2 separate regions of the Homo sapiens genome follow, and region 2 is linked to region 1. The links are chromatin contacts, found by Hi-C or POLR2A ChIA-PET in ENCODE. All regions are on one chromosome and are shown on one strand. The core of a region is the stretch at or near the end of the contact, and the rest is flanking DNA. Distances in the headings are between cores, read along the strand shown. Region 1 holds the start of AOPEP (aminopeptidase O (putative)). Region 2 holds the start of MIRLET7A1HG (miRlet-7a-1/let-7f-1/let-7d cluster host gene).

What was found. A loop is a pair of places that touch in the nucleus more often than their neighbours do. ChIA-PET counts read pairs that join two places held with the same protein, here RNA polymerase II (POLR2A). Pooled maps may share reads with other maps.
Region 2: a loop to region 1 is called in a map of B cell, with 15 times the contacts of the local background. The contact joins the promoter of MIRLET7A1HG here to the promoter of AOPEP in region 1. A Hi-C loop is called at or near these places in 5 of 168 maps with a recorded cell type or tissue (B cell, CD4-positive, alpha-beta T cell, CD8-positive, alpha-beta T cell and 1 more), 11 of 37 single-sample maps with no recorded cell type and 17 of 50 pooled maps. POLR2A ChIA-PET finds 5 or more read pairs at or near these places in 1 of 52 experiments (T-cell).

The regions. Positions count from the first base shown.
Region 1 is chr9:94,725,232-94,728,096 of GRCh38, reverse strand. AOPEP (aminopeptidase O (putative)) reads right to left here and starts at 1,398. Exons shown (of 17, transcript NM_001193329.3): 1 at 1,346-1,398. RefSeq lists enhancers at 1,127-1,606, 1,129-1,671, 1,617-1,786.
Region 2 is chr9:94,164,736-94,167,600 of GRCh38, reverse strand. It overlaps MIRLET7A1HG (miRlet-7a-1/let-7f-1/let-7d cluster host gene), which reads right to left and starts at 1,343. Exons shown (of 5, transcript NR_170278.1): 1 at 1,220-1,343. RefSeq lists silencers at 619-688, 919-1,718 and an enhancer at 1,414-1,978.

The DNA.
Region 1 (2,865 bases), core at 149-2,648:
CTATTGTAAAAAGCCTAAAATTTGAGCATTAGTAGAGTCCTTTAAGAAAAGTGCAGGCTTTGAAGTTATATTCAGACCTGAATTTAAATCTTGATTTTGCCATTTAGTTAACTGTGAATTTTTAGCAAGTCAATTTCATATAACCGAAACTCAATTTCCTTCTCTATAAATTGGGGGTAATAATTCCTAACTCACGAGGTGGTTGTATGAAGTAAGGAGAAAACATATGCAAAGTGTTGAACACAGTACCTGGGATAAAGCAGATGGGCCAACAGTAAGCAACTATTATTATACCCTAACCTTATTCTACTTTGTCCCCCAAATATTGGAAGAATCTAATCTTCCCAATTAGCAAGTCATTGGAAGGCTTCCCAGACTTATACGAAGCACAATATACACTATTCAAAAATGGAACAGACTAAAAGTATTTTAAAAATACAAAACCAAACAATCAATGAGATCAAGGATTTCAGAATTCTGCTTCTCGTCCCATATACTCAGCATCTATTCTGTCTGGTTTTGTAATAACCCATATTATTTCTTTATCAACCATATGAACCTTATTGTTGTTTTTTTGCGATCTAAACATCCCTAGCGGGTTATGTTACTTATTTTGAGGGCTACCTTTGCAAGGGTAATTGTCATCATTGCACGAAAACCAAAAAGAAATCAGGTACAAGGGGCATTTTATGCAATGCTATTAACTGTTCCATGCATCTCAACAGTGGATTGGATCCTAAGTGGATATTTTATTATCACAATAGATAATCATAATCACATTACTGTGCCACCCCCTCCCCGCCCATGCATGCGTTCATGAACAAAACTCCAGACTAACAGTATGAATGTTCTATAGGGACCCCAAAACTCAAAATGTGGTGCTCTCAGTAAAGATCCTCCGGGGGAAGAAGAGGCGGATGGGTTTCACTGCAAGTGGAAATGAATCGAATCGAAACTGTTCTGCCTACTTAAGACTGGAGATGAGCCCTGTGGGGCTAGAAGCCGAGACCGGCAGGTGACCGAGGGCCTGGAGGCAAGAGACGAAGGAGGAGGCACCCAGAGGCTGAGAAAGGTCTGTGCCGCCGGGGAGAAGACAGCCAGAGCCCGTGGCCACCTCTACAGCTGAGGTGGTAAGATGTGACCGCTCCGCCCAGTCCCCAGGATGGGTTTCAGCCCCAGGAGTCTGGGAGAACTGAGGAGGGGATGCGGGTCCTCGCTGGTCGAGCAAAAGTGAGGGTAAGGGAGGGTTCCCCGTCGCCTTCAGAACGGAATGATGCTGTCCCCGCCGCCATCCCGACGCCGGAGGAGAGGAAGGCAGGGACCCAACAGGGAGCGAACAGGTTACCTGTCTCAGCCGCGTCCCACGGGTCACCACTTCCGCAGACTCGGGGTTACTACGGGCTACCCCGGCACGCGCCGGGTGACGTCATCCACACGCGCCCGGGGCCGCATTCTGCCTGACCCGCCTTCCGCTAGGCCCGCCCCCTTAGGATGAGAGGGCGAGACCGCCCGGGGGAGATCTGCGCAGGCGCGGAGCTGCCGCGGTCATAGGAGGGCGCGAGCAGCTTGGCTGGCTAGGGCTTGTAGAGTTGCCCTGGTACCCTAGTATTCCTAATTGCAAAATCTTTATGAAGCTTAAGAAAAAAATCACCAGCCTGGGCAACCTGGGGAGGCCCCGTCTCTACAAAAAAATTAAAAAATTAGCCGAGTGTGGTGGCGTGCACCTGTGGTCCAGCTACTATGGAGGCTGAGGCAGGAGGATTGCTTAGGTCCAGGAGTTCGAGGCTGCAATGAGCTATGAACGTGCCACTACACTCCACCCTGAGCCACAGAGCAAGACCCTGTTTCAAATAAAATTTAAAAAAAGTTACTGAAATACAGATGTGCAATTTTATTCCTTAGCCTAGTCTCACCTCTGCTGCATGTGACTATTGTTCACATATTAATTCCACCACAATTTAAGGTCCTCCTGTGTGCCAGGCAAGCACCCTTAACAAAAGCTGGGGAAACAACCAGGAACAAGACAGACGCTGTGCCTTCCCTCATGGGGATTACTTTCTAGTTGAGAAAGCAAACATTAAATGTAGAAGGAAAGGCCGGGCGCGGTGGCTCACGCTTGTAATCCCAGCACTTTGGGAGGCCGAGGCAGGCGGATCACAAAGTCAGGAGATCGAGACCATCCTGGCTAACACGGTGAAACCCCGTCTCTACTAAAAATACAAAAAATTAGCCGGGCGAGGTGGTGGGCGCCTGTAGTCCCAGCTACTCGGGAGGCTGAGGCAGGAGAATGGCGGGAACCCCGGGGGGCGGAGCCTGCAGTGAGCCGAGATCGCGCCACTGCACTCCAACCTGGGCGACAGCGAGACTCCATCTCAAAAAAAAAAAAAAAAGTAGAAGGAAAATAAGTTGCTGAGAAATTAAAGGAAGACAGGTGACCTTTTGATTTGAGATGTCAAGAAAGTGCCCTCTGAAGAGGTTCAGTAAACTGAGAAGCAGCCAACTCTGTGGAGAGCTAAGGAAAGAACAGCCAAGAGAAGAATCTACATGTGAGCAAGCAATAGGGAAGGGGCAGAATGTGGTGCCTTGGAGAAAGTGAGAAAGTAGGTCATGGGAAGAACAGAGGATGAGATCAAGAAGGCAAGGAGAGTCCCCATCATGCACAGACTCTCTGGGTTCCTGTGAGGAATACGAGTTTATTCGAAGTGTAAGGGGAAACTAGTGAAGAGTTATCAACACGTAAGTGACAGGATCTAGTTTTATAACATCACCCTGCTAGCTGCTGTGTATACATGAAACTTTTGAGAAACAATTTAAAAGGATGCAAAGAGAAGAGTTGCTTTTGCAATGAGCAGGTAAGAAATGATA
Region 2 (2,865 bases), core at 94-2,593, 560 kb after region 1:
TACACATAAATTTGGAATTTGACATTCAATGTTCTTATACTTCAGGCCAACAGAAATAAATGCAAAGGAATGCCACATGATGCTTTAACTTTAGGAACTGTATGCCAAGAAAGCAGTATTATCAATGAAGTTAAAAAGCAAAACTCAACCAGTCTCCTGATTTACCTCAAAATTTTAACATTCACTGTCTTCCCTGCCTTTTTCCTGTCTGCCCGCCCTCTCGTTAGTCAATTTTTTAAAAACCGGTAAGTTGAAGAATACATACCATTACCTCTGACACAGAATCTACTGTAAAAAGTTGAAAGACCGAAGGGCATTACTGGCCAAGGACATACAGGTTACCACATTCCTCACACTAGAGCCCGCCCGGGAAGTTTATTAGCAAGCCTTCTGAGAGGCACTCGGTTCCAAGAGTTTGCAGCGTCGACTCAAAAGGCCAGCGCTGTTTCCGGTGACACCGAGTCGCAAATCTCCAAGCCCCGTCCCCCGGGATACGATTTCCTCCCGCTCCCGCGTTCCCCTCCCCCTCGCCAAGGACGGCTGCCGCAGCGGACCTCCAGCCGCAGCAGCTGCTTCAGGAAGGGAGGCTGCACTTGGCCGCGGGGAGCAGGGGCATGCAGCCAGCCACGACTCTCCCGCCCTCCCCGCCCGCGCCTTCCCGCCCTGTCCCCCCGCCCCTCGCACTTCCTACCTTCCCTCCTTCATCCCAACCCCCAAGGCCAAGGTCTCCCCGGCCCACAAACTTGATAGCGGAAGTGACGTCAGAGGCACCTGGCGGCGCCTACAACCAGTCACGCCACAGTCAGAGGCGGCGCCGGCCAACAGGCGCCGGCCGGAAGGCGGGCCTTCCGCCCGCCCCAAGTTTGATTGAAGCGGGGGGAAGGGCGGGGTAAGGAATGTGAAGAATGACCCCCCCTCCCCCGCCCTGTCGGTGAGGAGCTGGGCGGGAAGCGGAGGGGGTTGGAGCCGGCCCCGCGGCGGCCACGCGGCACCCCTCCCCCGTGCCCCGAGCGCCCGCGACTTCCGCTAGCAGCCCGCCGGCCCCCCGGGGCCACCCGCCCGCTGGAGGGGGCAGGCCGCCCCACCAGTCCCAGCCCGCGTTAGCCGGACAGGCGCGGGCCGGCGCACGGCTCTCCCATTCTGCCCACCCGCTGCCGCGAGTCTCCGCGAAATAAAATGGCGACGGACCCGCGCTCGCTGCCGCGTCCGCCATACCCACCTCGCGCTCGCGGAGAGGGCCGTCGCGGCCGTGGGAATGCCCCGGCCCTCGCGCCCGTCGCTGCCGGGAGAGCACCGCGCCAGGACCCGGATGGAGGCGCGGGCGGGCGCCGCCGCGGCGGCCTGAGGGAAAGCAGCGCGGTCGCCGGGAGGCCGATGCAGGGGCGGGCGCCGCGGAAAGCGCGCAAGCCCATTGGTGAAGCCGTCTGATTGAAGTGCGCGTCGCTCTTTCGCCTTGGCCTAGCTGAGCTCGTCCGTCCCCTCACTGGAGGGCGGCGGCTGGGCCCGCCTCGCGCGGGGTGGCCACCGTGGGGGAGGCGGGTCTGGCCCGCCCACCAATACCATCTCCTTCTTTCCTAGTGGAGGGCTGAGAGAGTGGCGGGGGTGGTGTCCTCCAGGCCCTGCCCTTTGCGCGTGATGGGCTGGCTGTGTCACGTGGCCGCTGAACGCGCTGCCCGCGGGGCGGGGCGGCTGCTTTGCTCCCTCAGGCTCCTGGGGGCAATTTACACGTGCGCGACCCGGAAGGTCCGAACGCTGTCCAGCGTGCAGCCTCTGGCTCTTTTCCGTCAACTGACCCTGTTCCCTCCAGGAGGCCTTGGCCAGGCCTCCTGGAGTTCTGTGCCTCAGTTTGCTCATCTGTCAAATGGAGGAGTTGTGTCCGCCCAACCTTTTACTTTTATTCCTTGACGTTTTGGGGTCTGAGGGTTTTTTTGTTGTTTGTTTTTTCGAGACACGGTCTCTCGCTCTTTCTCCAGGGCTGGAGTGCAGTGGCGTGGGTCACGGCTCACTGTAGCCTCGACATCCGGACTCTAGAGATCCTCCCACCTCAGCCTCCCTGAGCTTTTTTTTGTTATCTTTTCCAACCCATGTTTTGAAGATTTTTGTCTTCAAATGTTTTTCAAAGCAATCCTTGATTTTGTTGTTTTAAAATTAATCCAAAGCCCAGTTCCTCCATCCCCATTACAACTTTCACATGCTAGGACTCTGAAATCACTAGTTAAGGTGTCGTTTGAGGTCTCTGCCAGTTTTAAGATTTTATGGCTGGGAACCGCAAGACCTGGGCTGTAGCTCTGCTTTTTGTAATTCATTGTGACTTTGTGCAACACTTTTAAAAAAGTGGGTCCTTGTCTGTAATAGAACTATGGGAAATAGTACTTGACATGCTGTACGTTTACATTTATGATCTTAGGTGGTGGTATCAGCTCCCCTTTTAGCACTCATATTAGTGTATGCAATAAGTGCCAAAGGAGTTTGTTTCGTTTTGTTTTTAATGGGGACTTTATTTTGTGAGCTAAAGTGAACAAGAAACTAGAGGGGGGGAAACTTGAGCTTAAGCCATGGGTAGGATTTGGGGAGGACTTCTTGAGGTTAGAAGATATATTGAGAAAGGAGAGAGCAGGCCCCAGAGCTAGATCGAGTACAGTTCAGGGGAAGAGTGTGGTTATGCTGCAGGGGATGTGGAACTCTTCAAGGGCAGAAACTGTTTTGTTCCTGTCTATGCCAAGTACCTAGCACAGCAGTAGGGTAGGATTAAATGATATCTAATAATGATGAAGTAGGCTGAGGTGGGAAGAAAGCATTAGCAAATAAACCAGGATATTGTTGGATATCAGAGTTAAGAGGTACTGTGAGCCTCAATTAGAGGTT